Regions from separate parts of the Homo sapiens genome. Here region 2 is linked to region 1. The links are chromatin loops, found by intact Hi-C in ENCODE. Cell type or tissue: right lobe of liver. All regions are shown on one strand. Each heading gives the region's core, and the rest is flanking DNA. Links, peaks and the distances in the headings are about the cores only. Region 1 overlaps LOC105370032 (a long non-coding RNA gene). Region 2 overlaps P2RX7 (purinergic receptor P2X 7).

Evidence for each region. Hi-C counts contacts between places; a loop is a spot of excess contacts. Peaks named below come from ENCODE experiments on the same cell type or tissue, not always from the same donor. Only the 100,000 strongest peaks of a DNase experiment are listed, where the experiment ranks them.
Region 2: a loop joins it to region 1, with 2.0 times the contacts of the local background. A loop is called at or near these places in 16 of 110 quality-filtered maps.

Annotation. Positions count from the first base shown.
Region 1 is chr12:121,187,363-121,203,793 of GRCh38, reverse strand. It overlaps LOC105370032 (a long non-coding RNA gene), which reads left to right. Exons shown (of 4, transcript XR_001749352.3): 2 at 194-296. It overlaps P2RX7 (purinergic receptor P2X 7), which reads right to left. Exons shown (of 13, transcript NM_002562.6): 13 at 15,762-16,431. Among named protein-coding and RNA genes, the nearest start is that of P2RX4, 15 kb to the left of the region's middle. RefSeq lists an enhancer at 13,366-13,866. In right lobe of liver, for the core only: no CTCF peak of the experiment used is centred there; a DNase peak (open chromatin) is centred at 6,658; H3K27ac peaks cover 336 bases.
Region 2 is chr12:121,135,424-121,151,854 of GRCh38, reverse strand. The region is part of intron 1 of P2RX7 (purinergic receptor P2X 7); the gene reads right to left. The region is part of intron 2 of LOC105370032 (a long non-coding RNA gene); the gene reads left to right. Among named protein-coding and RNA genes, the nearest start is that of P2RX7, 11 kb to the right of the region's middle. RefSeq lists an enhancer at 7,859-8,008. In right lobe of liver, for the core only: no CTCF peak of the experiment used is centred there; DNase peaks (open chromatin) are centred at 7,034, 7,404 and 7,814; H3K27ac peaks cover 2,623 bases.

The DNA.
Region 1 (16,431 bases), core at 3,094-11,093:
AGCCAGTTCATCAGTACCTGCTTTCTCTAGGCTGTCATTTCTCGCAGAGGTGGTGCAGCAGCTGTTTTTATACTATGTGACCTTATCTTCCTGGCCACAGCTGACTGGACCACAGGTGGGAAACTGACCCAGCCGGGCCAGTCTCTCCTCTGGCTTTGGCATTGGGATAGTGACAACTCTTTCTTCTCTGCAGGTGACTGGAACTGATTTGACATAACCATCGTATGCATGGAGAAGCTGAGAACAGTAATCTGCAGAAGCAAAAGTATGAAACAGCCGGGCAAAGATGCACAGAGGTGAGAGAGACGAAGGGAACGGCCTCTGGTTTCTGTTGAGCTTCCACTTCTTGGTTCTGCCTCCTCCCCCCGTTCACCTTTACCTTTGAGATACCCCCATAATCTCATAATAAGTGTTCATTTTTTACTTAACCTAGTAGCCTTCTGAAACTTGGAATTGAAAAGACTATGTCTATAGCCCTAGGATCTAACAGATAAAAAATGTATTATGTCACCAGTAACGTAGGTGGTAAAACAAACATTTGTTTGAATGCAGCAAATTAGAAGGAGGTGGGACGCGTTGCCCCAGGCCACCAATACTAAGAGCAGCGATACACAAATAGCCCATAAAAAAGAAATGTTTCTATAAAAAGCAGAGCCAAGAACTCCGAAAAGCTCATCAGTCTGGGGCCATTTAGTTTAGAGACCTCAGTGTGCCTTAGGGTGTCATTTGGTTATGGTTATGTAAGACTGACATTTGTTACAATGGCCTTGAGCCGCAAAAGGCCAGTCAGAAGAGACAGTGTCATTTGTTTAGGAGAATCTACAATGAAAAAATGTTTAAATTAAATGTTTAGGCATTTAAAGATGTAAGACTCGCTTATCTGGCACATAGACATTGTGAAATACGTCATTGTATAACAGAATGACAGATACGTGTGGCACACAGTATAATTATATATACTTCCAGAAACAGAACGTCTAAATAAAGAACAAGTTGATAGCAGAAGTGAGGAATAAATTATTTTATAATTTTGCTGTTGCTTTCCCTGGGTAGTGCTTGAGACTGAATCTATTGTGGAACAACAACAACAAAAAAAACAAAAAGCAAAAAAACAGAACAGAAAAACCCTGACTCTTATCTAACAGGCCATATGTTGATCACAGATAATCCTCTCAACCCCATCAGACCCAACGTCCTTTTCGTTTTTTTGACACAGGGTCTCTCTCTGTTGCCCAGGCTGGTGTGCAGTGGCGGGATGTCAGCTCACTGCAACCTCCGCCTCCCAGGTTCAAGCAATTCTCCTGCCTCAGCCTCCCAAGTAGTAGCTGGGATTACAGGCACCCACCACCATGCCCTGCTAATTTTTGTATTTTTAGTAAAGACAGGGTTTCACCCTGTTGATCAGGCTGGTCTCAAACTCCTGACCTCAGATGATCCACCCACCTTGGCCTCCCAAATTGCTGGGATTACAGGCGTGAGCCACCATGCCGGCCACTTGTATTATGGTTTTAAAGTGTAAGACTTCTTTATATATTCTAGATACAAATTCCATATCAGATATATGATCTATAGATGTTTTCTCCCATTCAGTGGGTGGGAGGAATTACAGGTTGTTGAAATGGAGGAGATGGGGAAGGATGATATTCCTGCAGATGAGCTGGACATATTCTAATACCTGGATCTTGACATCTTAGCACATTTGACATTCGGTCTTTAGGCTGTAAAAGACCTCAGAGATCACACCCTTTGATAGGCAGCGTAGAATAAAAGGTGGATGGGGAATAACCTGTGACTGCAAGAGGCAGTGTGGGGGAATTGTCTGATACTGCTGAAAACAAGAGGCAGCCCCAAATTCATCAATCCTGTATGTGATTTTCACAACAAATTTTTGTTTGTTTCTTTTTAAATTTCACAATGAAATTTCATGTCACTGTGCCACGAAGAAAAAATTGTAATATATAGAATGGAAATAATGTAAAATCTATATATTTTATTTCGTTTTACTTGGTTGAAAATGTGTAACATTTATGATTTTTTTTTTAGTTTTTAACTTTTTTTATTTTTATTTTTATTTTTTGAGACGGAATTTCGCTCTTGTTGCCCAGGCTGGAGTGCAATGGTGCGATCTTGGCTCACCGCAACCTCTGCCTCCCAGGTTCAGGCAATCCTCCTGCCTCAGCCTCCCAAGTAGCTGGGATTACAGGCATGCACCACCACGCTTGGCTAATTTTGTATTTTTAGTAGAGATGGGGTTTCTCCATGTTGGTCAGGCTGGTCTCGAACTCCCGACCTCAGGTGATCTGCCCACCTGGGCCTCCCAAAGTGCTAGGATTACAGGCGTGAGCCACTGTGCCCCGCCCGTTTTTTAAAATTCTTAAAAAAAAAAAAAAAAAGAAAGAAATGGGGTCTCACTATGTTGCCCAGGCTGATGTCAAACTCCTGGCCTGAAGCAATTCTCCCAGCTCTGCTTCCCAAAGTGCTGGGATTACAGACATAACCCAGTGAGTCCAGCAAGGCAAAACTATTGAAAAGCTTTTTTATTTTTTATTTATTTATTTTTTTAGAGACAGAGTGTTGCTCTGTCCCCCAGGCTGGAGTGCAATGGCGTGATCTTGGCTCACTGCAACCTCCATCTCCTGGGTTCAAGCAATTCTCCTGCCTCAGCCTCCCAAGTAGCTGGGATTATAGGCGCCCACCACCACACCTGGCTAATTTTTTGTATTTTTAGTAGAGACGGGGTTTCCCCATGTTGGCCAGGCTGGTCTCGAACTCCTGACCTCAGGTGAACCACCCGCCTTGGCCTCCCAAAGTGCTGGGTTTATAGGTGTGAGCCACTGCGCCCGGCTGAATGAGGCTCCATCTCAAGATAAAATAAAATAAAATAATGATAGTATGCTGTGGAAAGATATTTGAGATAATTAAATGGAAAAATATAACAGGGCAATATGTGTACTGGGTCTTCAAATTTTTGTGTTTATAGAAAAAAGTGTGGCAGATCATAAATTAAAATCTTAACTGGTTTTTCTGGGAAGGGTGAAACTATAGATGATTTTTGCTCTGCATACTTATCTGCATTTTTAAAAATGTCTACTCTGAAGTTGATTACTTTTCTTAAGAGAAGGCCGGGCACGGTGGCTCACACCTGTAATCCCAGCACTTTGGGAGGCCAAGGTGGGCCGATCACGAGGTCAAGAGATCGAGACCAGCCTGGCCAACATGGTGAAACCCCGCCTCTACTAAAAATACAAAAATTAGCTGGGTGTGGTGGCGGGTGCCTCTAGTACCAGCTACTTTGGAGGCTGAGGCAGGAGACTCGCTTGAACCCGGGAGGCGGAGGTTGCAGTGAGCCGAGATTGTGCCGCTGCACTCCAGCCTGGGTGATAGAGCGAAACTCCATTTCAGAAAAAAAGAAAAGAAAAGAAAAGAAAAACAATTTTAAAGCTACTCCTAAAAATGTTTATGAAGTATATTTAATTATATGGAGGAAATGCTTATGCTGTAATGTTAAGTGAGGAAAAAGGCAAGGCAAGATACAAAACAGCGTGTGTTAGAATCTAAATTATACACATCAAAAGAAGAGAAGCATCTTGCTTCATCCAGGGAGAATGATCTTTTTTTTTTTTTTGATAGAGATGGAGTCTCACTGTTTTACCCAGCCTGGTCTTGATTCCTGGGCTCAAGCAAACCTCCTGCCTTGGCCTTCCAAAGTGTTGGGATTACAGGTGTGAGCCACCGCGCCTGACCAGAATGATTCTTTGAATCAATCTCTTTTCTTCCCTAGTATTTGTCTTTAAAGTGCTAGATTAGGCCAGGCGCGGTGGCTCACGCCTGTAATCTCAGCACTTTGGGAGGCCAAGGTGGGCAGATCATGAGGTCAGGAGTTCAAGACCAGCCTGGCCAACATAGGGAAACCCTATCTCTACTAAAAATAGAAAAATTAGCCAGGCATGGTGGCATGCACCTGTAGTCCCAGCTACTCAGGAGGCTGAGGCAGGAGAATCGCTTGAACCCGTGAGGCAGAGGTTGCGATGAGCCAAGATCGCACCACTAAACCAACAGAGGGAGACTTCGGCTCCAAAAAAAAAAAAAAAAAAAAAAAAAAAGACTGTAATCTCAGCACTTTGGGAGGCCGAGGTGGGTGGATTATGAGGTCAGGAGATTGAGACCATCCTGGCTATTGAGACCATCCTGGCTAACACAGTGAAACCCCATCTGTACTAAAAATACAAAAAATTAGCCGGGCGTGGTGGCACGTACCTGTAGTTCCAGCTACTTGGGAGACTGAGGCAGGAGAATTGCTTGAACCCGGGAGGCGGAGGTTGCAGTGAGCCGAGATTGCGCCACTGTACTCCAGCCTGGGTGATAGAGCGAGACTCTGTCTCAAAAAAAATAAATACATAAAAATAAAAAGCTTACAGTGATCTGAATCCCACTCAAGCTGTGTATTTGTATCTGTTACAGACGGAAGCAAGGAAGGTAAGTCCTTGGCTGATCAGCCCTCTGATTTACCTGGGACTGAGAGGTTTCCTGGACAAGGGACTTTCTGTGCTAAAACCGGGAAGGTCGAGGCCAAACAGGATGAGTCGGTCACCTTCAGAAGGATTAAGTCAATGGACTTCAGGAAGGCTGATGACAGGCTGTATTAGGCCAGAACTCTATAAGCCATTGACACCCTCTCCTCCTTCCCTTGTCCACACCAGGCTTCACTCTGGAGAGAATGGCTAAACCTGTACTAGTTAAACTCAAACTTTCCTTGAAAGACAGTTTTACAGGGCAGTGGGGCGGCGGGGGTGGGGGGTCGGGGAACCAAGGAAACAAAGAACCCTGAAACAGATCTGTTAGAAAAGAAGGGGCTATTACAAGAAGCAGGGAGGCTTTCCAGGAAATGTGCCTTCCAAAACCCTATTTCTGGCCGGACGCAGTGGCTCATATCTGTAATCCCAGCACTTTGGGAGGCCGAGGCAGGCAGATCCCTTGAGTCCAAGAGTTCAAGACCAGCCTGGGCAACATGGCAAGACCCCATCTCTACAAAAAGTACAAAAAATTAGCCAGGCGTGGTGGCACATGTCTGTAGTTCCAGCTACTCAGGAGTCTGAGGTGGGAGGATCCCTTGAGCCCAGGAGGTGGAGAGCTAAGATCATACAACTGCACTCCAGCCTGGGTGACAGAGCAAGACCCTGTTTCAAAAAAACCCAAACCAGCCGGGCACAGTGGCTCACACCTGTAATCCCAGCATTTTGGGAGGCTAAGGTGGGTGGATCACCTGAGGTCAGGAGTTTGACACCAGCCTGACCAATATGGTGAAACCCCATCTCTACTAAAAATACAAAAATTAGCCAGGCATGGTGGTGGGCACCTGTAATCCCAGCTACGTGGGAGGCTGAGACAGGAGAATTGCTTGAACCCGGGAGACAGAGGTTTCAGTGAGCCGAGATCGCGCTACTGCACTTGCTGTGGGTGACAGAGTGAGACTGTGTCTCAAAAACAAAACAAAACAAAAACCGTGGGGAATTTTTTTTTAAAGTGTGAAAAAAAATAGAAAACTACATTTCTTGTGATCTTGTATCAGACACCTTCAAGCTTACCTGAAAGTTTGAATCAAAACAAAATAACAAAGTGTGCCTTTTATATAACTTGTCTCGTTGTGAAGACCCATCTGCTTTTTTCTCTGGTGAAGACAGGTTTTCTGAAACACACAGTGTTGAGTCTTTCCCATCCCTCAACAATTACTGGATTATTAGCTAAATAAGCATTCTCCAGCAGATCTAAATCTGACACAACAAGAATGCACGTTTCTTTGGCTCTGAACAGCATTTTATCTTTTGAAAACCACCTTCACGTGAGTGATACTCAGAATCCCATTTTACAGTTGAGTAAAAGCTCAAACTCATTTGTTTCTGATAAAACATTCTGGAGGTCTCCTTGCAAATTTTTCTGGTTCATTATGCCTCCCTTTATCCTCCATAAGATAATAGTTCATAGCCTATAGTCCCAGCTACTCAGGAGGCTTGAGCCCAGGAGTTCAAAGCCAGTCTGGGCAACATGGTGAGACTATGTCTCTAAAAAATAATTTAAAAAAAGATAGCCAGGCAGGGTGGCTCATGCCTGTAATCCCAGAACTTTGGGAGGCTGAGGTGGGCAGATCACGAGGTCAGGAGTTCGAGACCAGCCTGACCAACATGGTGAAACCCTGTCTCTACTAAAAATACAAAAATTAGCTGGGAATGGTGGTGGGTGCCTGTAATCCCAGCTACTCAGGAGGCTGAGGCAGGATAATTGCTTGAACCCGGGAGGCGGAGGTTGCAGTGAGCCGAGATTGTGCTGCTGCACTGCAGCCTGGGCAACAGAGCGAGACTCCATCTAAAAAAATAAAATAAAATAAAGAGATAATAATTGGTCGCTAAGAGGGAAGGAAGGAAAGCAGGACTCCTCAGACTCCAAAACTATCAACGTGTTATAACATTTTGCATTTTCAGTTGTTTTAGAGGTGGATAAGAATAACCTTTAAGTCCACATAAGAATCACAAAATGTTCTGTTGAGATTTCCCCAATTATTTATTTATTTATTTATTTTTGAGATGGATTTTCGCTCTTGTTGTCTAAGGCGTTAGGTGTGTGAGCTACACACCGAATCATGAGATACATGGCATGCAGTGATGTCAGCACAGCCAACAGGAAGTGTTTGTGGAGAGTAGCGCCCTATCCCTTTCTTCACTTGCTTCCCTTTTTCTCGTTTTTCTATCTCATGAGTTCCATTCTCTGGGCAATAGGAAATTGAGAGGGAAGTGGGGTGACTCAGTACAGTTAGTTTCTTTTGGCTTTCTTTGAAGCCGCCCTGCTTCTTGCAATAGCCCCTTCTTTTCTAACAGATCTGGGTCAAGTTTAACTAGCACAGGTTTAGCTACTGTCTCCAGAGTGAAGCTTGGGATGGACAAGGGGAGGGGGAATGGGCATCAAAGTAGGAAATTGAGTGGGAAGTGGGGGACAAAGTACAGTCAATTTCTTTGGGTCAGTGGAGGATAAAAGTTGCTTCTTTCCTGCCCTAAGAAATATCCAGAATGCTTATCTCTTGCCTTTAGTCATTTTACCCTAACCCAATTAGGGTTAGCATTAGGGCTAAGGTTAGGGTTAGCCTTAGGGTCAGCCTTAGCCTTCCATTTGGACAAAATCTGCCATTTGGCCGGGCGCAGTGGCTCATGCCGGTAGTCCCAGCACTTTGGGAGGTGAGGAGGGCAGATTTCTTGAGGCCAGGAGTTCGAGAACAGACTGGCCAACATGGCGAAACCCCATCTCTACGAAAATACAAAAATTATCTGCGTGTGGTGGTGCACACCTGTAATCCCAGTTACTTGGGAGGCTGAGGCAGGAGAATCACTTGAACCTGGTAGGCGGAGTTTGCAGTGAGCCAAGATCACGCCACTGTACTCCAGTCTGCACGACAGAGTGAGACTACAGCTCAAATAATAATAATAATGATAATAATAATAATAATAATAATAATAATAAAAATAGTGTGAACCCGGGAGGTGGAGCTTGCAGTCAGCCAAGATCGTGCCACTGCACTCCAGCCTGGGCAACAGAGTGAGACTCCGTCTCAAAAATAAATAAATAAATAAAATAAAAATAAAAATAAAAATAAAAATAATATAAATATGAAAATAAAGTTCTGCTTTAGCTGTGTGCCACCGATTTTGACATATATTACATTCATTATCCAGTTCTATTGAGTCATTTAGCAATATTTCTTACAATATTTCAATCAGCTTCCAAATATTTTAAAAATCTACCTCTTAAAAATTAATTTCTGGCTGGCGTGGTGGCTCACGCTTATAATCCCAACACTTTGGGAAGCTGAGGCAGGCAGATCACCTAAGGTCAAGAGTTCGAGTCCAGCCTGGCCAACATGGCGAAACCCTGTCTCTACTAAAAATACAAAAATTAGCCGGGCATGGTGGCAGGCGTCTGTAATCCCAGCTACTCGGGAGGCTGAGGTAGGGAGAATTGCTTGAACCCAGGAGGTGGAGGTTTCAGCGAGCCGAGATTGCACCACTGCACTCCAGCCCTGGCGACAGAGCGAGACTCTGTCTCAAATGAAAAAAAAAAAAAAAGAAAAAAAAGAAAATGAATTTCTAATTTCCTTGAAATGTGGTTAGAGAACCTGGTCTGTATCATATTGCTGTTGGGAATGTATTGAGGAAAATACATGATCTAATGCATATCTGTTGTTATAACCCTTCCTTGTGCATCCTAAAAAAGAATGTATGGGCCAGGCACGGTGGCTCATGCCTGTAATCCCAGCACTTTGGGAGGCCAAGGCAGGCAGATCACCTGAGGTCAGGAGTTCGAGACCAGCCTGGCCAACATGGTGAAACCCCGTCTCTACTAAAAATACAAAAATTAGCCGGACACAGTGGCGGGCGCCTGTAATCCCAGCTATTTGGGAGGCTGAGGCAGGAGAATTGCTTAAACCCGGGAGGCAGAGGTTGCAGTAAGCCGAGATTGTGCCACTGCACTCCAGCCTGGGCGAAAGAGTGAGACTCCATCTCAAAAAAAAAAAAAAAAAAAAAAAAGAATGTACCTTCTATATCTGATAGCTTGATAGCTTGAGTGAGGCCCTTTCTGAGAAAGTCCATCTGAGCTGAGATCTGGATGTCAGGAAGGAGCTAGCTCTCTGAATACTTTTCCTAGGAGAAAGTATTCTAGGCAAAGGGAATAGCAGGTGCAGAGTCCCTGAGGTAGGAATGAGCTTGATATGTTCCAGGAACAGAAGGAAAGTCAATATGAATGGAGCATAGTGGGCAAGGAGGAGAGTGATGTGAGCTAACCCCTTGAGAGACAGTCAGAGGCCAGATCGAGTAGGGCCTTCGAGGCCAGAGTATGGACTTCAGCCTTAGCTAATGCAGTACATTCACTGACACCTACGGGTGGTTTGCCAAGCACTTGTCAGGTACAAATTGGTCTCATCTTATACAATGGAGAGAGCATTTTGAGATTATTATCATTATCACTTTTTTTTTTTTTTGAGACAGTCTGGCTCTGTCACCTAGGCTGGCGTGATCTTGGTTCACTGCAACCTCAGCCTCCCAGGTTCAGGCAATTCTCCTTGCCTCAGCCTCCAGAGTTGCTGGGATTACAGGCGCCCGCCTCCATGCCCGGCTCATTTTTGTATTTTTAGTAGAAATGGGGTTTCACCATGTTGGTCAGGCTGGTCTTGAACTCCTGACCTCGTGATCCACCCAGCTCGGCCTCCCAAGGTGCTGGGATTACAAGTGTGAGCCACCGTGCCCATCCCATCCTCACATTTTGAGATTAAAAGTACCTTACAGGCTGGGTGTGGTGGCTCACGCCTGTAATCCCAGCACTTTGGGAGGCCAAGTCAGGAGGATTATTTGAGCCTGGGAGTTTGAGACCAGCCTGTGCAACATGGTGAGACCTCGTCTCTACAAAACATAAAAAATTAGCCAGGCATGGTGGCATGTGCCTGTAGTCCCAGCTACTTGGGAGGCTGAGGCAGGAGGATCAGTCGAGCCCAGAAGATTGAGGCTACAGTGAACTGTGTTCATGCCACTGCACTCCAGCCTGGGTGACAGAGTGAGACCTTGTCTCCAAAAAAATCAAATAAATCAAATAAATAAAAAATTTAAAAGTACCTTAGAGAGCATGCTTAGCCTAATCCTTTTCTTTTGCAAATAAGGAAACGAAGAAGAGTTCTAAAGTGTTCTCACAGCCAGGGTCTGCGCATCCCTGTGCCTCTTCCATAGACAAGCTCCTGAAAAGGAGGACTCAGTTCTTACAATTTCATTCAGATGTTCTTGAAGGAATCTTATCTTCTTATGAACTCCTTTGTAAAGAAAAATTACTCTCGCCCCTCCCATTTACTTTTTTTGTAAATGTAGATTTTTATCAATCGGATTTTCCTTCTTTTTTTTTTTGAGATGGAGTCCTGCTGTGTCGCCCAGGCTGGTGTGCAGTGAGTGGCATGATCTCGGCTCACTGCAACCTCTGCCTCCCGACTTCAAGTGATTCTCCTGCCTGAGCCTCCTGAGCAGCTGGGACTACAGGCGCGTACCACCACACCCAGCTGGTTTTTGTATTTTTAGTAGAGACGGGGTTTCACCACATGGCCAGGCTGGTTTCGAATTCCTGACCTCGTGATCCACCCGCCTCGGCCTCCCAAAGTACTGGGATTACAGGTGTGAGCCACCGTGCCTGGCCCATTAACTATCTTGCTATGGCATCATTTAAAATAGCTGCATACCCTCCTGTTATATGACTGTGCCATAATTTACTTAACCAATCTCCTCCTGTTGGACTCAGAGGAATTTTTAAAAATTCATTTAGCCAGGCTGGGGGTGATGGCTCACACCTATAATCCCAGAGCTTTGAGAGGCCCAGGCGGGAGGATTGCTTGAGGCCAGGAGTTTAAGGCCAGCCTGGGCAACATAGGGAGACCGTATCTCTACAAAACAAAAACAAAAACAACAACAACCAAAAAACAACAACAACAACAAAACCCCCCATATATATATATCTCTCTTCCTTTTCTTTCTATCACCACCACCAATTCAGTAGCACAGGTGGCTTACTGAGTCACTCCTATATAATCCCAGCTGACTTCTAAATGATGTCACTTCCCCAGGCTTCCCCTCCCATCCCACGTCCTCATGTCGGTCTGAGGGATTTTTTTTTTTTTTTTAATTTTTGAGAAGGAGTCTCGCTCTGTCACCCAGGCTGGAGTGCAGTGGAGCGATCTTGGCTCACTGCAACCTCTGCCTCCCAGGTTCAAGCGATTCTCCTGCCTCAGCCTCCCGAGAAGCTGGGACTATAGGTGCATGCCACCACCCCTGGCTAATTTTTTGTATTTTTAGTAGAGACGGAGTTTCACCGTGTAAGCCAGGATGGTCTCCACTTGCTGATCTCATGATCCGCCCGCCTTGGCCTCCCAAAGTGCTGAGATTACAGGCGTGAGCCACTGCACCCGGCTGGGATTTCTTAAGTCACTGCTTTTCTCATGTCCTCTGTCAGCCCCAAGAACGGCTCCATCTTAACTTTGCAACTGGTTCAAACATCTCAGCCTTTTTTTCTTTTTGAAGGTTTCCCCAAATCAGTCCCATTTAATCTCCCTCCACTATGATAGTCATTTGTTTCTGGGCCTGGCTTGTGCTGCTGGTCCTGTTGGGAATGCCTCCTCTCATCCCACTGTTTCCAGCCCCTTCCTCCAGTGAGGGCCCGCTTACATCTCACCAGCTTCATAACCCTCCCAAGGCTGTGCTTGCCTGTGAATTTCGCCTTTCTTTGAGCGTCTGTTTCAGTGAGATGGAACCACCCAGTTTAGGAGGCAGTAAGAAAACAAGCAAGACTGTGTCTCTCACCGCATAGTTGCACTGGCCATCTGACAGGTCCTGGAGCACACTCATTTCTTTTCTTTTCTTTTTTTTTCTTTTTGAGATAGATTATTACTATGTTACCCAGGCTGGCCTCAAACTCCTGGGCTTAAGGGATGATCTCTCGTCGCTGGGACTACATGTGTGTGCTCCTGCACCAGGCTCTGGAACACTCTTATTTCTCTCTCACCCCTCAGCTTTATGTTTTCCATCCCTCTTCCTGGAATGCCCTTCTTTCAACTCATTACAGCTGGCTCCTTCTTGATATTCAGATCTAGTGTAAATGTCACTTCCTTGGAGACACTATCCCTGCCCCTTGTCAGAAGTAACTCCCTTGCTCCTATCACAGCATCCTGCTTGTTTCTTTCAAACTCTGTATCCCAAGCTGTCCTCACTGCATTTCTTTTCACCGTGATTGCCTGTCTGCCCCACTGCACCTAACCTCCCAAAGAGCCTCTCTTATTCACCTGTTCATCCCTAGCTCCTGTACAGTGCTGGGGTGCTCAGTAAGTGTTTGCTGAATGAACAGATGAGATTGGACAGAACGGGGAAGGAGAAGGGAGACATCAAGGTATCCTTTGAATTTCTGGCTTGGGAAGTTGAACTGATGGCAGGTGGTGCTACTGGCTGATCTTGGGAGCTCTGGAAGTCACATGTGGGTGGGGTGAACTGAGATCATGATTTGTCTTTTGTAGCTGTTTGAATTGCCTCTAAACCATTTAAGTATAGAATATCTGGAGGTGGTTAAATATATGGGCCTGGAGCTCGAGAGCAATGCTTGGGCACCATCCAAATCATAAGAATAGCTACCATGGCTAGACATGAGAAGCTGCCCAAAGCCATGTATTAGTCTGTTCTCACACTGCTAATAAAGACATACCAAAGACTGGATAATTTATATAGGAAAGGTTTAATTGACTCACAGTTCCAATGTGTCACCTGGGGAGGGCTGGGGAGGCCTCACAATCATGACAAAGGCAAGGAGGAGCAAAGCCACATCTTACATGGTGGCAGGCAAAACAAGAATGAGAGCCAAGCAAGAGGAGAAACCCCTTATAAAACCCTCAGATCTCGTGAGACATATTCACTACCACGAGAACAATATGGGGGAAACCGCCCCCATGATTCAATTCTCTCCCACCAGGTCCCTCCCACAACACATGGGAATTATGGGAGCTAACAATTCAAGATGAGATTTGGGTGGGGACACAGCCAAACCATATCAGGCCACTTGGCCAATAAGTGACCAAGCCAGGATTTGAACCAGGTGGTTTGTTTCCAGTGCCCATCATACCACTGGACTGAGATAGGTGTGTAAGGGACAAAAACCAAGATGAGTTCCTTGCCTCTGAGGGTCTTATTGTTTTTGGGGGGAAATAAAACATAAATACTCATAACTTACCAGACTGGAAGGGCTTGCATAAGAGCCCTGTTAGTTTTATTTGACCCTTATCCAAGCTTAAGTGCAGTGATTGTTTGGTTAAAATGGTAAGTCAGTGTCAGCCACTTCCTCCGATTCCTGAAGCCTTAGGATCATGTGACCATGATAATTCATTAAAATTAGCTAAGGATGTTGGAAATGCAAAATCCTCTCCATAGATCATCATTTATTTTGGAAATATGATTCATAGCCCTCAGGAATGGAAAACAGGAAGCTGAAAAGTCACAGTAAAAGTGAAAGAAGATAGGAATTTCTAATCTATTCAAAAAAGAGAAGTTGAATCAGGGGATCCTCAGGGATTCCTGAATGATGACTGCATGGGATTAGAACATGGGTTGAGAAACATACAAGCAGCAGAGGGTGAAACCCCACTCGGTGCATTCCAGTGGGTAATTTGAATAAATGGGGGTGGTGGTCATGGTTCCTTATTGCCTCTAGTAGGCAGGGCTTTGTGTAGACCATGACTTTTGGTAGAAGCCAAACGAAGATTAATTTTTTAGGGCTGCTGGTTGGCCTGGAATTAGGGTGTTTTTTTTTTTTGAGACAGCGTTTCGCTCTTGTTGCCCAGGCTGGAGTGCAATGGTGTGATCGTGGCTCACTGCAACCTCTGCCTCCCGGGTTCAAGCAATTCTCCTGCTTCAGCCTCCCAAGTAGCTGGGATTACAGGTGCCCGCCACCACGCCTGGCTAATTTTTTGTATTTTTAGTAGAAACAGGGTTTCACCATGTCGGCCAGGCTGGTCTCAAACTCCTGACCTCAGGTGATCACCCACCTCAGCCTCCCAAAGTGCTGGGATTACAGGCGTGAGTCACCGCACCCAGCTGAAGTAGGGATGTTTTAATAACCTCTTTACCTCAGTGGTGAGGGAGGGATTCCCAGTTCCCACCCCAGGGTTATGGCGGTAGCTGAACACATGACACCCAACACTGGGCAAATGAGATTGGCAGCAGTTTTTGGTCACACACACTCACAGCTCGGGGAGGAAGACCCCACTTGCCGTGCAGGGCCACACAGAAACAGAGTGAACAACCAGGGCCAGTGCGGGGCAGGCTTTGTAGCACCAAGAGGGTGAGGAGGCCCTGGTTCCCCGGAGGATGTGACTGGCTCATTTGGACAACTCCGTGGGTTGGCAGGAGACTCACACCTGCCGCTCAGGGATTAGCAGGAACTGCATCTGGTCTTTTTGATAAGGAAGGCTGTTTCACTGGGCGCCCTTTGCCAAGGGAGGACTGGGAGAGAAACTTGGGGTGAGGCACTCCTGATTTCACCTGATGTCAAAGCAGCACCTCATATTAGAGCTTAATTTTAGGCCTTACACTGCACGGTGGGTACCCAGTGGGTCCTGCTGACTGCCCTTCATCTCCTGATTTGGTGCACTCCTTCCTGTGATCTGAAGCTCAACACACAGCCTCATCCCTGCCAGCTTGGGACAGGGGCCATTCCAAAATTCAAGGCCACCAGAGCTTTTCGTCCTTTTCTCTTGCTGCTGATTTGTTTTCTTTTTTTCTTTTTTTTTTTTTTTGGTGACTTCCCAAGAGGAAGAGGAGGGGAGAAAAGAGAAACATTCCATTTGGCCGCATATATAGCGCAAATGTTTCATGGAGTAGGGAAAGACTGAAACAAAAACAAAAACTGTATCCACCACCACTCCCAGCTCATTTTCCACACAGCGATCATAGTGATCTTTAAAAATTAATTTGGTGGCTGGGCGCTGTGGCGTACTCCTGTAATCCCAGCACTTTGGGAGGCCGAGGCTGGTGAATCACTTGAGGTCAGGCATTCGGCACCAGTTTGACCAACATGGAGAAACTCCGTCTCTACTAAAAATACAAAAATTAGCCAGGCGTGATGGTGGCACACATGTAATCCTGGCTACTCAGGAGGCTGAGGCAGGAGAATTGATTGAACCCAGGAGGTGGAGGTTGCAGTGAGCTGAGATAGTGGCATTGCACTCCAGCCTAGGCAACAAGAGTGAAACTCTGTCTCAAAATAAATAAAATAAAATAAAATAAAATAAATTAATATGGCTGGGTGTGGTGGCTTACACTTGTAATCCCAGCACTGTGGGAGGCTGAGGCCGGTGGATCACTTGAGGTCAGGCATTCGAGACCAGCTTAGCCAACATGGAGAAACCCTGTCTCTACTAAAAATACAAAAATTAGCTGGGTGTGGTGGCAGGCGCCTGTAATCCCAGATACTTGGGAGGCTGAGACAGGAGAATCGCTTGAACCCAGGAGGCAGAGGTTGCAGTGAGCTGAGGTTGAGCCACTGCACTCCAGCCTGGGCAACAAAGCAAGACTCCATCTCAAAAATAAAAATAAAAATAAAAAAATTAAAATTAAATGTGATCTTACCAGGTTCCTGCTTAGAACCCTTATGTGGCTTAGGTCTTAGGATACAGACAAACTCTACCATGGCCCACAGGCTCCAGGCAGCCTAGCCCCTGCCTGCTTGTCCAACCGTAACTCATGCCTTACTTCTCTGTACTTTTTATGGCACAGTCATACAGTTCTCCTTTAAGTTCTATAAACCTGCTCTGCTTTTCCTGCCCCAGGACCTTTGCACATACTGTTCTCTGCCTAGAATGCTCTTTCCTCCCGCATTCACTAGTTAAGTAATACTCATCCTTCAGATTTTAGCTAAAACATTCCTTCCTCAGGTAGGCTGATCTCCCCAAATAGGCCAAATTTCCCTACTATAAGCTCTCATGCCATCATTTGCCTTTTCACCATTATACTCAGCACAAGTTGCAAGATGCCATTTGCTTGAATTATTTGATTAATTTCCATCTCCTCATATCTCTATGAGACTGGCTACCTTATTTATCCTTGGTCTCTAGAGAGTGCCTCATTGAATAGTTGTTGAGTGAATGCGTCAATGAATGAGTTAACTGTGATTTGGGGACCTTCTGAAAAGAAAGGAAATGAAGATTTAAATAAATTATATACCTTTTTTTAATTATCAAAACAGTCACATTAAGGACACTTACATTGCCAGGCTAAAATCAGGAAGGGTTTAAAAAGTTACTCCCCTTTAGAAAGAGAAATGCATGTCTATTACCAATGCTATGTGAAATCAGCCAAGAGAAAGCAGATCCCTTCTCTTCTGACACAGAAAGGAAGCCATGAATACTGGCAATTACCGTAGCAGAAGTCTGTCTTTAAGTATAAGAAAACAGATCCTACAAAACGTGACTCTCATCACCTTTGGCGGTGACATTATTTTCTACAGTAAACTAAAAATAATACAAATATGACGCCTGTTATTGTAGGACGTGTCTGACATATTACACACAGTTGAAGTGACACATCACTCTCTCGCCCAGAGCATCAGTGGGGAAGGTGATGGAAAACAGTAGATGGATCCAGTGATTATTTGTAATTTCACATTCTGACTCCATCTGCGGCCTCATTAAGGTGATAGAAACATACTAGGAATAAGGCACCAAAAACAAAGGTACAAAGGCCCAGAAGCCATCAGAATGGAAACTTGTAACAGTGACATAGAATTCGTGAAGTAAAGAAATGTAAGCTCCAAAGAAATCATATGTAGTAATCCACTTTTTAAAATATCTTTGAAAAGGTAGTAAAAATCAAAGTTCAATCT
Region 2 (16,431 bases), core at 3,893-11,892, 53 kb after region 1:
AAATATCCAGAATAGGTGAATCCACAGAGACAGAGAGTAGATTGGTCGTTGCAGGGGACAGAGTGGGAAGAAATGGGGAGTGACTCCTGGGGGGCATGGAGTGTCCTTTTGGGGTGATGAAAATGTTCTGGAGCTAGATAGAGGTGGTGGTTGCACAGTACTATGAATGTCCTAAATGCCACTGAATTGTTCATGTTTACAGTGGTTAATTTTACGTTATGTGAATTTCACCCCAATAAAAAATTATATTTTTTATATATGTAGACATATATGTGCTGTAGAAATATTAAAACAAACAAGGGAATTAAAAATGTCAAATTCAGGATTTCTTTTAGGCTGGGCATGGTGGCTCATGCCTGTAATCTTTGGGAGGCCGAGGCAGGTGGATCATCTGAGGTCCTGGGTTCGAAACCAACCTGGCCAAACCCCGTCTCTACTAAAAATACAAAAATTAGCCAGTTGTGGTGGCATGTGCCTGTAGTCCCAGCTACTCCGGAGGCTGAGGCAGGAACCCTGGAGACGGAGGTTGCAGTGAGCCGAGATGGCGCCACTGCACTCCAGCCTGGGTGATAGAGTGAGACTCTGTCTCAAAAAGAAAAAAAAAAAAAAGGATTTCATTTAGAGATGGAGTCTTGCTATGTTGCCCATGCTGGAACACAGTGGCTATTTCACAGGTGCAATCAGCACACGACAGCCACAAACTCCTGGGCTCAAGTGATCCTCCCATCTCAGCCTCCCAAGTAGCTCAGGCTGCAGGTGCAGCCACTGTGCCTGGCTGCAGGATGTTTATAAAGCAAAAGGAAAGAGAATGGGATGAAGGATGAGTTTGCAGGGAGCAAAACTGGATTAGTAATGCTTTATTTCTTAAGTTGGATGGTGGTACGTGGGTGTTATATTATGCACAATACACTTTAGTATTTCTATAACATTTATTTATTACTTATTTGAGACGGAGTCTCACTCTGTTGCCAAGGCTGGAGTGCAATGGCGCGATCTCAGCTTACTGCAACCTCCGCCTCCCAGGTTCAAGTGATTCTCCTGCCTCAGCCTCCCAAGTAGCTGGGATTACAGGCATCCACCATCGTGCCCAGCTAATTTTTGTATTTTTAGTAAAGATGGGGTTTCTCCATGTTGGTCAGGCTGGTCTTGAACTCCTGACCTCAGGTGATCCACCCGCCTTGGCCTCCCAAAGTGTTGGGATTACAGGCATAAGCCAGTGCACACGGCCAACATTTATTTAAAAAGAAGGATTTTCAAGAAAGATGTTGGGGTAAGATACCCAGATTTGAGACCCAATCAGCACATACGAGACATAGCTATTAAATAGAATTCCATAGACAAATATGATAACACTTGCTCATTAATACATTTCAGCCCAGCATCCCAACACATACATGGTGCATGCAGCGCTTTCTCATGCTGGATGTTGCAACGTTCTCCTGGAACAACACTGGGTCATGTGACCCACCATTTGGGAAGCTCAATTCTGATCTCTCATATTTATCCCAGAATGTGCAACATATGATCGATCAGCCTTAATGGAATCAGGCCCTCTCCTAAACAGAAAACCTGTCTCTGTGTCATCATGAACATGTAAATTTTAAGAATTAAAATGCTTCAGAGCTGCGTCAAAGACAAAAAGGGAATGAAAGCGAGTTTGCACACTTTACCTGTCGGGGGGGATACTGTGATCATGAAAGTGAGTTTGTAGTATCCTCCCTTTGGAAAGAAAGTGCTAATGACCATCCCAGAAATACTCTCCCGACCTTGCTTGGTGACTAAGGTGAGCCATGTCACCCCTCCAGGTGGTAGGTTTAATCCCTGAATGAAGAGAGAACTCCCAGCCTTCCCCATCCCCATGACCTTTTTGCTCTAAGAGGCTATAATGTTATGCATTCTGTAGAAGGCAAAGCCGCTGGTACCTGGAGCTAACGGGAGTGTGAAGGACCTAGGGATTTCACTGAGCCGGGGAGGATGGGTAAGTTGTGGGGGTGTGGTGGTGTGCACCTATATTCGCAGCTACTTGTTAGACCGAGGTAGGAGGATCCCTTGAGCCCAGGAGTTCAAGACAAGCCTGGGCAACACAGTGAGACTCCAGTCTCTAAAAAAGAACAAAGCTGGAAAGATTTTGGGAAGTAGAACAGAGCTAATGGGAGAGAAGCCAGGGCCACTGATATGGTTTGGCTGTGTCCCCATCCAAATTTCATCTTGAATTATAGCTCCCATAATTTCCATGTGTTGTGGGAGGGACCTGGTGGGAGATAATTGAATCATGGGGGCAGTTTCCCCCATACTGTTCTCGTGATAGTGAGTAAGTCTCATGGGATCTGATGGTTTTATAAGAGGTTTCTTCTTTTGCTTGGTTGTCATTCACTTTTTGCCTGCCACCATGTAAGACATGCCTTTCGCCCTCTGCCATGATTGTGAGGCCTTCCCAGCCATGTGGAACTGTGGGCCCATTAAACCTCTTTCCTTTATAAATTACCTGGTCTTGGGTATGTCTTTATTAGCAGCGTGAGAACAGACTAATACAGCCATCAAGGGGCACTCACAGGCAAGTCTGGCTGAGGAGGAGCCCTGGAGTGGCAGGGAAATAAGGATGGAGGGTGAGGTTGGGCCCATGGGACCCTGAGGCTGCTTGCTCTGGACCCACCAGATGGAGATGAAGGTGCCCACCATAAAGTCGTTCTTCAGAGTCTCAATCCACATGCTCTGAATATGAGTGACTGTCACAGACTTACACTGGCATCACAGGTGGGATGGGCCCCATGCCAGCATGGTTAGATTGCTCTTCAAGCTCTGCAGGGAGGACCTCCCTTTCAGCAAAGTTCCTCTCCGTCTTACAGCCCCTGGGCTTCCAGCGCAAAGGTAACATCAAAGGGCTGAGCCTCCAAAGTGTATCCCTTGTATCTCTTAGCTCACACCTAAGCCAGGCCAACAAACATCTTCATGGACCCCTAAAGAACAGTAGCGCCAGGACTGTGCCTGCAGTGCGGCACAGAGAAGCTTGGCGTGCAGCCTCTGCATCTCTTATTTAAAATCCCAAGAGGAGAATCCGATCAGGTCCATCGCTGGTCCACCCGGCCATGGTGGGGGCTCAGCAAGGGGCGAGGACCCAAGAGATGCTCTGAGAAGAAAGTGGGGGAGAGCCAGCACCCCCAGGGCAAGTTTAATCCCGATTGTATTAGTTTCTGGTTGTTGCTCTAACAAATTACCACAAACTTAGTGGCTTTCAACAACACTAATTTATTCTTTTGCAGTTTTGGGGGTCAGACTCCTAAAGTCAGTCAAACAGGGTAAAAATCAAGGGTTAAAAAGAAAAAATATAAATTAAGATCACAGCTGGGTGCGGTGACTCACGCCTGTAATTCCAGCACTTTGGGAGGCTGAGGCAGGTGGATAATTTGAGATCAAGAGTTTGAGACCAGCCTGGGCAACATGGCGAAACCCCATTTCTACTAAAAAGGCAAAAATTAGCTAGGTGCGGTGATGGGTGCCTATAATTCCAGCTACTTGGGAGGCTGAGGTGGGAGAATCGTTTGAACCTGGGAGGCGGAGGTTGCAGTGAGCCAAGATCATGCCATTGCACTCCAGCCTGGGTGACAGAGTGAGACTCTGTCTCAAAATAAATAAATAAATAAATAAATAAATAAATAAATAAATAAAAAAGATCCCAGCCCAAGTCATTCCCATAGGCAATGGGAGTGTCTTCTAGATATCTCTTTATGTCCACACCTAGACACACAAATAGATATACTGATGTTACAAACGTGGCTGCAAGCTGTTTTGTAACTTGTTATTTTTGTTCAATAATATGTTATTAGTTCTTTCTATGACAGTAAAGATAGATCTGTGATAAAGATAGATCTATGATACACAGTCATTTTCAGTGGCTAAAGAGTATCTTAGTGTTTAAATTGAACATATGAAACGGCCCATTTTGGCTGGGCTCGGTGGCTCACTCATGTAATCCCAGAACTCTGGGAGGCCGAGGCAGGCAGATTAATTGAGGCCAGGAGTTCAAGACCCGCCTGGCCAACATGGTGGAAACCCCATCTCTACTAAAAATACAAAAATTAGCTGGGCGTGGTGGTGCACACCTGTAATCCCAGCTACTTGGGAGGCTGAGGCAGGAGAATCGCTTGAACCTGGGAGGCAGAGGTTGCAGTGAGCCAAGATCGTGCCACTGCACTTCAGCCTGGTGACAGACTGAGACTGTCTCAAGACAAACAAACAAACAAACAAACAACAACAAAAAAAACTGCCCATTTTGCATTTTGTAGGCCATAGCTATAGAATATAGGCAGTTCCATATGGTTCAAGCTAAAAGGTACATTGTGATAATTTGTCAACCAGCCTCTGGGATGGATATTTACTGGAACCTTTGTTCAATTTTCCCAATTATAAACATTTTTTGGTAACCCTAATATAGTCCTTACCATGTGCCAACCACTCTTCTAAGTCCATTTTGCTAACATATATTAACTCTTGCAATCCTTACTCTCCCCCACCAAAAACAAAAACAAAAACAAAAAACCAACTCTATAAGGAAGGTACTATTATTACCCCCACTTAATAGCTGAATAAACGGTGTCATGAATGAAGTGAGAAGCTTGTCCAAGGTCACATGGTAAATAGCAGCACCAGCTCCAAACACAGCCATGTAGCTTCACAGCCTCAGCTTTCTTAAATGCTACAGTGAATGGAATACTTTTTCGAATTTCCTTTTCAAATGTTCATTGCTGGTGTAAAAAAAACCCACACAATTAATTTTTGTGGTTGATCTTGTTCCTTGCAACTTGACTGAATTAGTTTATTTGCTCTAACAGTTTTCTTGTGAATTCTTTGGGATTCTCCCTATATGGGATTGTGCCACCTGTGACTAAAGATAGTTTTACTTCATCCTTTACAATCTGGATGCCTTTTATTGCTTTTTCTTGCCTAATTGCTCTGGCTAGAACTTCCAGTACAATGTCGAACAGCAGCGGTGAAAGCGGGCATCCTTGTCCTGTTCCTGATCTCAGGGAGATGCACTCAGGCTGTGCTCCTCAACACTGTGCTCACTGTCTGTCCATCCCGCATTCATGTTGCCAGGAATCCCTGCACAAGCTTCTTCTCACCCCTAAGACATTAAGTCCATAGGACAACTTCTGGGTGTGCACATTTTATAGCTGAGTTCATTTTCCCAAATCACAAAAACTTGAACCATTTCATGCTTCTATCAGCAAAGCAAGAGTGTGCACACTGCCTCTTCAGAGGGGCTTGGCCCGGCTCAGTGGCTCACGCTGTAATCCCAGCACTTTGGGAAGCTGAGGCAGGGGGATCACTGGAGGTCAGGAGTTCAAGACCAGCCTGGCCAACATGGTGAAACCCCGTCTCTACTAAAAATACAAAAATTAACCAGGCATGGCGATGTATGCCTGTAATCCCAGCATTCAGGAGGCTGAGGCAGGAGAATCACTTGAAACCAGGAGGCAGAGGTTGCAGTGAGCTGAGATTGTGCCATGCCCTCCAGCCTGGGACAGAGTAAGACTCCTCAAAAAAAAAAAAAAAAAAAAAAAAAAAAAGAGAGGCTTGACAAATAAGAGGATGGTCATGTGAACTTGGCTGGGACAGTAGAGGGTCGGGTCACCAGGCTGGGAGCACAGGGCCCGTAGGATGGGGGCTGTGAGTTTGAAGAAGAGGACAGACATAGTAGCAGCGTGCAGCCATTTGAAGAGTAGAAGAGGGACACAAGGCAGAACTCTAACCAAAGGCGAAAGTTACAGGGAGATAGATTGTGGCTCAGTATAAGGAAGAAATGTCTAACAGGGCAGTCCCAGAGCAGAACGAGCTTTCCTTGTGGTTGCTGCTGGTGATGGTGAGGAAGATGATGATGATAATTTTCATTTATCCCATCAACTTCCGTTTCTCTCCTGTCCCATTTCCATCTGCATTTAAACATCATTTCTCATCTTAAAAATGCCTCCCCTCCCCAGCTTAATCCATCCTACCACCACTCCATGCCTCTCTTCTTTATAGCTGAGTCCCTTGAAAGAGTGAGTCACCAGGCCGGGTACGGTGGCTCACGCCTGTAATCCCAGCACTTTGGGAGGCTGAGGCAGGTGGATCAAGAGGTCAGGAGTTTGAGACCAGCCTGGCCAACATGGTGAAACCCCGTCTCTACTAAAAATACAAAAAATTAGGCGGGTGTGGTGGCACATGCCTGTAATCCCAGCTACTTGGAAGGCTGAGGCAGGAGAATCACTTGAACCCAGGAGGCAGAGGTTGTGGTGAGTGGAGATCACACCATCGCACTCCAGCCTGGGCGACAGAGGAAGACTGCATCTCAAAAAAAAAAAAAAGAAAGAAAGAAGAAAGAAAGGGCGAGTCATCACATCCACTTCCGCATCTTGATTCACTCACTCCTCTACCCACTCTAGTCTGGCTCCCACCCCCATCCCTTCTCTAAAGCCTCTCTTGCCAAGTAAACAACAATGTCGTTGTCACTAAATCCAATAGATACACCATGGACCTGACCTTCCTGGAACTCTCAGCAGCAGTTGACACTGACTGTGACCATGCCCCACTTCCCTCGCCTCCTTCCCTTAGCTTGCAGGAGTCCACTTGTGCCTGACTTTCACTGGATCGCCGTGGCTACTCCTCAGAATCTTTTGGGGACTTCTGCGCTCCCACGCCTTAAAGGTTAGCACTCCTTTGGGGCGTGTTCTAGGCCCTTTTGCTTTCTCATCTACATCTTCTCTTGCTGGTCGGTTGCACCTTCTTCCAGGGTTCTGGTTGCCGTCTATATGCTGGTGATATAGAAACCTACATCTCAGCTGCAGATTCGTATATCCAACCATCCATTCAACATCTCCATTTGTACATTCCATAGACACCTCAAACTCAATGCCTTTAGTCCTGACCTCATCTTCCACCCCAAATTGGCTGTTTCTCCTGCATTTCCTATCCCAGCAAGTTATTCCAGTACCCATCAGTTGCCCAAGCCAGAAGCATGGTGCACTCTTTGACTCATCCTCTCCTTCTTGTCCACTCACCCGTTCAGTTGCCAAATCCTACTGTTTCACTTCCTAATATGCTCAAATTCATCTACTTCTCTCCTCTGCCTCTATCACCTCCCCAGTCCAGGTCGCCAACAGCTCTCAGATCTGGACATCCCAATAGTCTCCTAAATGCCCTCCCTTCCTCCAGTCTCACCCTGTCCCCTCTACTCTCTACACTGCAATACTTTAGTGAGAGCATAGACTTTGGAGTGAGGTTCAGTCTCAGCTCTATTGCTTACTGACTACATGACCTTGGGTAAGTGACTTAATCTTTCTGAGTCATTGTTTCTTCTTTTGTAATAAGAGGATATTAGGGCTGGGTGCAGTGGCTCATGCCTGTAATCCCAGAACTTTGGGAGGCCAAGGCGGGTGGCCCATTTGAAGTCAGGAGTTCAAGACCAGCTTGGCCAACATGGTGAGACCCCATCTCTACTAAAAGTACAAAAATTAGCCAGGTGTGTTGGTGCACGTCTGTAATCCCAGCTACTCAGGAAGCTGAGGTAGGAGAATCGCTTGAATCCGGAAGGTAGAGGTCGAAGTGAGGCGAGATCATACCACTGCACTCCAGCCTGGGCGACAGAGCGAGACTCTAACTCCCTTGCAAAACAAGAGGATATTAGTATTCTATTGGGCAGGGTTTCTAGTTCTAAACAACAGAACTCACTCTGCTGAGTTTAAGAAGAAAGATTGTCCAGAAAAGACAAATCTCCAGAGGCAGAGAATAGATTCATGGTTACCTGGGTTGAGCAACCACCAGGAGGAAGTGGGAGTGGGGAGTGACTGTTAATGGGTGTGAGGGCTCTTACTGGGCTGATGAAATGTTCTGAAACTGGATTGTGATGATGGTTGCACAACTTGGGAAATTTACTAAAAGTCATTGAAATGTATATTTAAAACCGGTGATTTTCTGATATGTAAGTTATACCTCAAAAAAGTTGTAAAAAGAGACTTTCTTTTTTTTGAGACGGAGTCTCACTCTGCCACCAGGCTGGAGTGCAATGCCATGACCTCGGCTCACTGCAACCTCTGCCTCCTGAGTTCAAGCGATTCTCCTGCCTCAGCCTCCCGAGTAGCTGGGATTATATAGGTGCCTGCCACCATGCCCAGCTAATTTTTGTATTTTTAGTAGAGACGGGGTTTCACCCTGTTGGTCAGGCTGGTCTCGAACTCCTGACCTCAGGTGATCCACCCACCTCAGTCTCCCAGAGTTCTGGGATTACAGACGTGAGCCACCGCGCCTGGCCGATTTTTTTTTTTTCAGATAGGGTCTCACTCTGTCGCCCAGGCTGGAGTGCAGTGGCACAAACACAGCTCACTGCAGCCTCAACCTCCCAGGATCAAGCAATCCTCCCACCTCAGCCTTCCCAGTAGCTGGGACTACAGGCACGCAGCACCATGCCTGGTTAATTTGTTTTTCTGAGATGGAGTTTCGCTCTGTCGTCCAGGCTGGAGTGCAGCAGAGTGATCTCAGCTCACTGCACCCTCTGCCTCCCAGGTTTAAGTGATTCTCCTGCCTCGGCCTGCCAAGTAGCTGGGATTACAGGCACCTGCCACCACATCTGGGTAATTTTTGTATTTTTTTTTTTTTTTAGTAGAGAGAGACTTTCACCATGTTGGCCAGGCTGGTCTCGAATGAACTCCTGAACCCAGGTGATCTGCCCACCTGGGCCTCCCAAATGCTGGGATTACAGATGTGAGCCACCGTGCCCAGTCATCTTTTTTTTTTTTTTGAGATGAAGTCTCACTCTGTCCCCCAGGCTGGAAGTGCAGTGGCATAATCTTGGCTCACTGCAGTCTCTGCCTCCCAGGTTCTAGAGATTCTTTTGCCTCAGTCTCCTGAGTAGCTGGGACTACAGGTGCGCGCCCAGCTAACTTTTGTATTTTTAGTAGAGACAGGGTTTCACCATGCTGGCCAGGCTGGTCTTGAACTCCTGACCTCAAGTGATCCACCTGTCTCAGCCTCCCAAAGTGCTGAGATTACAGGCATGAGCCACTGCACCTGGCCAAAGTTAACGATTTTGAGATGGCGAGATGACCCTGTGTCATCCAGGTGGGCCCTGAGTGCTATTACACGCGTCCTTATAAGAGAGGCAGAAGGAGATTTGACACACACACAAAGAGGAGAAGACCATGTGAAAACAGGGCAGAGAAGTCTGAAGATGCTGGCCTTGGCTGGGCACAGCAGTTCCCGCCTGTAATCCCAGCACTTTGGGAGGCCAACGCAGGAGGATCACTTGAGCCCAGGTGTTCAAGACCCACCTGGGCAAGACGGTGAGACTCCATGATATGATAGAGTTGACCTGACCCAATCACATGAGCCCCTTAAAAGAAGAGAGTATTCTTCTTCTGGTCCCGGGAGAGAAGTCAGAGATTTGAAGCATGAGAACAATGCGTTGTGTCATAGCAGGCTTGGAGATGGAGAGGACCATGTGGCAGGGAATGTGGGAGGACTTCAGAATCTGAGAGTGGCCCCAGGCTGACAGCCAGTGAGGAGCAGAGCCCAGTCCTGCAGCCTCAAGGGATTGAATTTTGCCAACAACAAAAATGAGTTTGGAAGTGAATTTTCCCCAGAGTCTCCAGGCAGGAACTCAGCCTGCTGACGCCTTGATTTAGGCCTGTGGGACTGTATTAGTTTCCACTGCTGTGTAACAAATAGAAACTAATACAGCCTCAGACACCCCTCATTCCATAGGGCAGCTCACAGTCTGCAGAGGGACAGAGTGGGGCCCTCTAAGCCATGGGGTCCAAGGAAGGGGATCCCCTATTGTATGGGTCAAAGGGCAGTACTTCCCTCCATTCCTGAATTTGAATTCTGTGCACACCCAGCATCCAGTGTTATTCCTTGTGTATCAAAGTGTTGCCTGGGGCATATGTTTGGAAAGCTTGGGTCTCCTGTTGTGTCCTAGCTGCAAGGGAAACTGGGACATTCAGCTGTGACATGGATTGTGTGGTGGAACGCATAACACAGAGTGTTCCCTAAACATGGTTAGGCTGTTCAGGTCATGATCACCCACTCCCACAACCAATCTTCCAGGATTATGTAGGAGAATCAAATAGGCCAATACATGTCACATGCTAAGAACAGAACCCGGCACATGCTAAGTCCTCAGCAGTACTCAGTAGGTGTTATATTTCAAGCAGAATGATCTCTCTAAAATGAAAATATGAACATAAAACCCTTCATGTTTTCTGTTATGTTTCAATATTTTCTAATAAGATGCTGGGGGCTGGGGGACAGCTCTCCATGCTTTCTCAGTACCTGTGGGATGCAGCTCAAGGCGCTCCATGATCAGGCCCCTGCTGGCTTCCCCAGCCCCACCTCAGCCTCGCCTTCTCTGCCACTGTACCGGCCAGCTGTGGGCCTGTGAAAAAGCCAGACAAACTGCTCCTTCCTCTTCCCAACACTGTGCTACCCATGCAGCGGGGCTGGGAGGCTCCAGCCCAGGGTGGGAGGCTGCACTGGGGCAGCATCCCCGGAGGCCTGCAGGTGCAGGAGAGAAACCTCCATCATTACCCCTTGAAACAAGAAAATCAGATGCGGAGGCAGCTTTTCATAAGTCCACAGCCATTCATTTGAAAGAATCATGCTTATCTTTTGACATGATATGTTTCCAGCTATTTTGGTGTTTTGGTGTTAGACATGAAAAAAAGGATGCGGATAGATGGTAGTAGGCAGGTGTTTTAATTGCTTGCCTGATATCCTTTATTTATGTATTTATTTATTTATTTATGGGGTCTCACTCTGTTGCCCAGGCTGGAGTGCAGTGGTGTGATTTAGGCTCACTGCAACCTCTGCCTCCCAGGTTCAAGTGATTCTCCTGCCTCAGCCTCCCAAGTAGCTGGGATTACAGGCATGTGCCACCATGTCTGGCTAATTTTTGTATTTTTAGTAGAGATGGGATTTCGCCATGTTGACCAGGCTGGTCTTGAACTTCTGACCTCAGGTGATCCACCTGCTTCAGCCTCCCAGTGTTGGGATTACAGGCGTTGAGCCACCACGCCTGGCCCTTTATTTATTATTTTTTATTACATATATATTTTAAGACAGGTTCTCAGTCTGTCACCCAGGCGAGGGTGCAGTGGCGTGATCACAGCTCACGGCAGTCTCCACCTTTGCCTGGCCTCCTTCACAGTTCCGTGTTAGTCCTCAAGCCTCTCCTTGGTCTTCTTCAGGTTGGTAAAAGGCATCATCGTTCCTCAGGAATCTAGAGCCATCTTTCACCTCCTAGCAAATCTATCATTTCTGCCTCCAAAACACATCTCAGCTTTGTCCACCTCTCTCCAGCTCCGCCAGCCCATTCTAGCCCAAGCCTCTATCTCCTCGCATCTGGTGACTCCAGGAACCTTCTCACTGGTTCCTCACCGTCATTCTTGTCCCACCACACTCTATGCTCTGCACAGTGGCCCATAAGGCTTCTAGAAACATGAGTGAGATGGTTTTACTTCTCTGCATAAAACTTTTCAGTGGCTTCCCATGCACTGAAAATCAAATAGCAACTCTTCCCCTGAGCTGCCCTCAGCTCCGGCTGCTCCCTCCTCTCTCCCCAGGTTCTGGGACATGCTGTCCTTGCTGTTCCTCTTGTTTCCAGGTCTTTGCATTTACTGTTCTCTTCGTACTGTGTGTCACATGGCTGGATTCTTCTCCTCCTACGGGGTCACTTCCCGAACTGGGTTACCTCTGACCTTCCCCTCAAGCTCTAGCACATCACCCAGGTGTCAAGGGTGGGATGAGAATGTGGCAGACCTCCTGCTTCTACTTTTCTGAAGACAGTCAGGGGCAGGCTGGGCGCAGTGGCTCACACCTGTAATCTCAGCATTTTGGGAAGCCAAGACGGACGGATCGCTTGAGGCCAGGAGTTCGAGACCAGCCTAGCCAACATAGCAGAACCCCATCTCTACTAAAAATACAGACATTATCTGGGTGTAGTGGTGCATGCCTGTAGTCCCTACTAGGGAGGCTGAGGCAGGAGAATCGCATGAACCCAGGAGGTGGGGGTTGCAATGAGCCAAGATCGTGCCACTGCACTCCAGTCTGGGTGACAGAGGGAGACTCTGTCTCAAAAAAAAAAAAAAAAAAAGATGGTCAGGGTCAGAGGGGCCATGCTTGGGTTGGATTTGGATTTGCTCCTCCTGGCGTCTGGGGCCTCCCCGGCCTCTGTGCTGGGCTCACTTCTACTCAGCTGGAGGAGGCCCAGACTCACAGGTTTGTGGCCACCCACTGGGAAACAGGTGTCCAGCCAGGAGCTCCATTTTAACAGCCACAAACTAGCACAGCAGCACCATCTCCACAGCGACAGCCAGCCTGGGCCCAGGAATGACAGCATAGGCTCATGTTGGCGCCAGTGGAGGCTGACTGGGCAGTGGCGAAGCAGCAGCTCTGAGTGGAATTGTTTCCTGTGCCTCTCTCAATCTTCCTTAGTCTTCTGTGGCCATTGGAAAAGCTTCTGTGAGGACTGGTCTCCAGGGAAGAGGGAAATCCTCCAAAGAGAATGCAACCAACTTTTATTCCTTTGCTTACAATCTTCCCATGGCTTCTCAACCCACTTGGAATAAAATCTAAAGAATTATCCAGCCGGGTGCGGTGGCTCACGCCTGTAATTTCAGCACTTTGACAGGCCGAGGCGGGCAGATCACCTGAGGTCAGGAGTTCAAGACCAGCCCGGCCAACATGGCAAAACCCCGTCTCTACTAAAAATACAAAAATGAGCCGGGTGTAGTGGCATGCACCAATAGTCCCAGCTACTGGGGAGGCTGAGGTGGGAAAATCACCTGAACCCGGGAGGTCGAGGCTGCAGTGAGCCAAGATCATACCACTGCACTCCAGTCTCGGTAACCAGAGTGAGAACCTGTCTCAAAAAATAAAAAAGAATTCTCCAAAGTGGTGCCACCATAGGCGGCTTGGTTTAAGCAACAGCTTGGTGGTCACAGAAACCAAATAGTAGTAAAGTACCAAGGTGAGCTGGCAACCTCCATGGGCCAAGAAGCATGTCCCAGATGAGGAGCAGGGCTCCTGGTGGGACTCAGGAAGGGGCCGAGGTAAGAATAGGGGGTCAGCAATTGCTGATGGAGTCTCCACAGCCCAGCTGCAGGGCTGAGACAAGCCAGGACTAGAGAGGTACACTTAGAAATCCCTAATTTCTGGCTTTTGGAAAGACCTTGTAATAGATCACCGATTTTTGTCTGCCTACCCTCCCCACTTCCTTTTCCATTTGGTCTGGTCACAGAATCTTCCTTCCTAAGGAAAATCCACTGGATGTGGTTCACGTAGGGCTCACACGGCTCCCTCGTCTTCTCCCTACTTCCTGCTACGGGAGCCAGCACATGACCCAGGCTGGCCAATGGGATGACACCTTGGCCCTGGCCACAGTGATTGGTTCAGGGATGGATCTGTAACTCACATCTGATCAATCAGAGTCTTTCCTGGGACTTTCTTAGCAGAGCTATCAGGAAAGACTTGTTTGCTCCTCTGAGGTTGTTAAAAGAAGAGAATGTGAGGATATCTTGTACATACAGAGTTGTTCAAGAAGGAAGCCAAATAGAAGCAAATGGAGCCAGGATGTAGGGAGACGGATCCGTCCTGATGACACAGTTTGAACTCTTATCTTCATCCACGTCCGAGGACAGCACCATCTCTTCAACTGGCCAGTTACATGATCCAATAAATTCCCCTTTGAGGCTTTGTGGTTAACGCAAGTTGGGTTTCTGTCACTTACTGCCCAAACGATCCTGGCTGACACAGACCTGCTTAGCATCCTATCTACACAGACCTCCAACACAAACTCCTCTTGTAGCTGCATCCCTGCCTTTGAATCCAGATCTGAATTGGTTGTGAGAATAGAAGAAGCTGAACAGCCTCTTGGTTAATTTCCGCCATAACCAGTCCCTGCTTTGTATCCCATTTTCAATAACCGAGGCCCTGTCTCCTTATCCTGGCTCTTAGTCCTTGCAGCCCCAGTAGGGACAGCTGGCCAGAACCTGTCACTTGCTGCTGTATCCTGAACATTGCTCGAGCCTGTCTGGATTTCCACCTGTGGTCCACACCAGTCCTACTTGATGCAAAATACATTCCCCAATTCCTATGCCCCATGGGTCTACCCATTTCACAGATGGCTAAGTCATGGTTACACGAACTTAAGGCTTCACAGAGCAACTTAAGGCAGCATTTCCCAAACTGTGTACTGTGAGACTCCATTTGGCCATTTAGTGAGACGTTAATAGATAGTCCATTAACCAAGAGGAAAAAAGCAAAGCTGGTGATAGTTTTTTCTTCCATTTTATATTTTAAAATACAAACTGTAGAGAAACTTTTATATGAAGGTTATCTTCTAAAGTTGGCACTTAAGATGAAAATCATGGCTCATCAAAATTGCCTTTTAAACACTTAAATTGTCCACAAAGCATAGCAAACACCTCCCACTTCCCAGTGGGTCTGCTGGAACCAATTTTGCCTCCAGATCTAGAACAAGTTGCTGTTTTTACAGTTTTGCTCCAGGTGAAGGTGAAGGAGTTGACTTATTTTAGGGGTCATGTGGCTGAAAAATATGTACCTAGATTAATAAGTAGAGCAGCAAGATGCTCGCTAAAAAGCACGTGGGAACAGAGATTGACGGAGGGAACACCAGATGCCAGTATCCCATCTCACACCTACTCCAGCGAACCCGGTTGCTGAATCATTGCATTATTTATATTGTTCTCTCTCTCTCCATGTCCCCATGGAACATGTATAACTGAATTTGAGGGAGTTAAATACATGTAAGTTATGATTTCACCATGTGAAAGAAAAATATTTATCATTACAAGGTGTTCTCATAGTAATCTGTTTTTAGAAATTTTATTATTATACAATAATCTGAAGAAATTGAAGGCTGGGCATGGTGACCCACACCTGTAATCCCAGCACTTTGGGAGGCCAAGGCGGGTGGATTGCTTGAGCTCAGGAGTTCAAGACCAGCCTGGACAACTATGGTGAAACCCTGTCTCTACCAAAAATACAAAAAATTAGCTGGGCGTGGTGGTGTACACCTGTGGTCCCAGCTACTCGGGAGGTTGAGGTGGGAGGATTGCTTGGGCCTGGGAGGTATAGGTTGCAGTGAGCTGAGATCACACCACTGCACTACAGCCTAGGTGACAGAGTGAGACTCAACTCAAAAAAAAAAAAAAAAAAGAAAGAAAGAAAGAAAAGGAATTGTAGGCCAGACAAAGTGGCTCATGCCTATAATCCCAGCACTTTGGGAGGCCAAAGCAGGAGGATCACTTGAGTCCAGGAGTTTGAGACTAGCCTGAGCAACATAGGGAGACCCCCATCTCCACAAAAAAAAATAAAAAATTAGTCAGACATCATGGCGTGTGCCTATGGTCCCAGCTACTTGGGAGGATGAGGCGGGAGGATCACTTGAGCCTGAGAAGTTGAGGCTGTGGCGAGCTGTGATAATGACACTGCACTCCAGCCTAGGGCAACACAATGAGACCCTGTCTCTAAAAAAGAAATAAAAAGATTGTATGCTGGGCCCAAGAATGTCAGGAAGTCCCATCACCTGCTACATGAAATTGTGACATACAATCTACGTATTAATGCAGAAGGGGGCATTTACTAATTATGCTCTTTACCATTGGTCCTATGATAGCTGGTTTAAGTGATATGTCTTATTTTAGATTTCAGCACATATATATAAATATATAAAATACATATAAATATATATAAATATATAAAAAATATAAATATATAAAAATATATAAGAGATGGCAAAACCCCATCTCTACTAAAAATACTATATATATATATATATATTTTTTTTTTTTTTTTTTTTTGAGACAGAGTCTTGCTCTGTGGCTCAGGCTGGAGTGCAGTGGTGCAATCTTGGCTCACTGCAACCTCCACCTCCTGGGTTCAAGTGATTCTCCTGTCTCAGCCTCCCGAGTAGCTGGGATTACAGGCACCCACCACCATGCCCGGCTAATTTTTGTATTTTTAGCACAGATGGAGTTTCCACCACGTTGGCCAGGCTGGTCTCAAACTCTTGACCTCAAGTGACCTGCCCGCCTTGGCCTCCCAAAGTGCTGGAATTACAGGCATGGGCCACCATGCCGGACCCAGCATATATGTTTATCATTCAATATTTGTTGAACAGTAAACATATGAATCGAATAATAATAATCCTAATAATAGCATTATTAATAATAAGAACTAACACTTAATCAGGGATTACTATATGCCATATATTTCTCAAACAGCTTTGCATTTATTAGTTCATTTAATATTCCTATCAACAATTCTCCCCATTTTACAGATGATGAAACCAAGGCTCAAAGAGGTGAAGGATTTTTGAATCCACGTTTCCAGATTTCAAATCCTGAACTTGGACGTGGTTACTTTGAGGGTCAGAGCAGA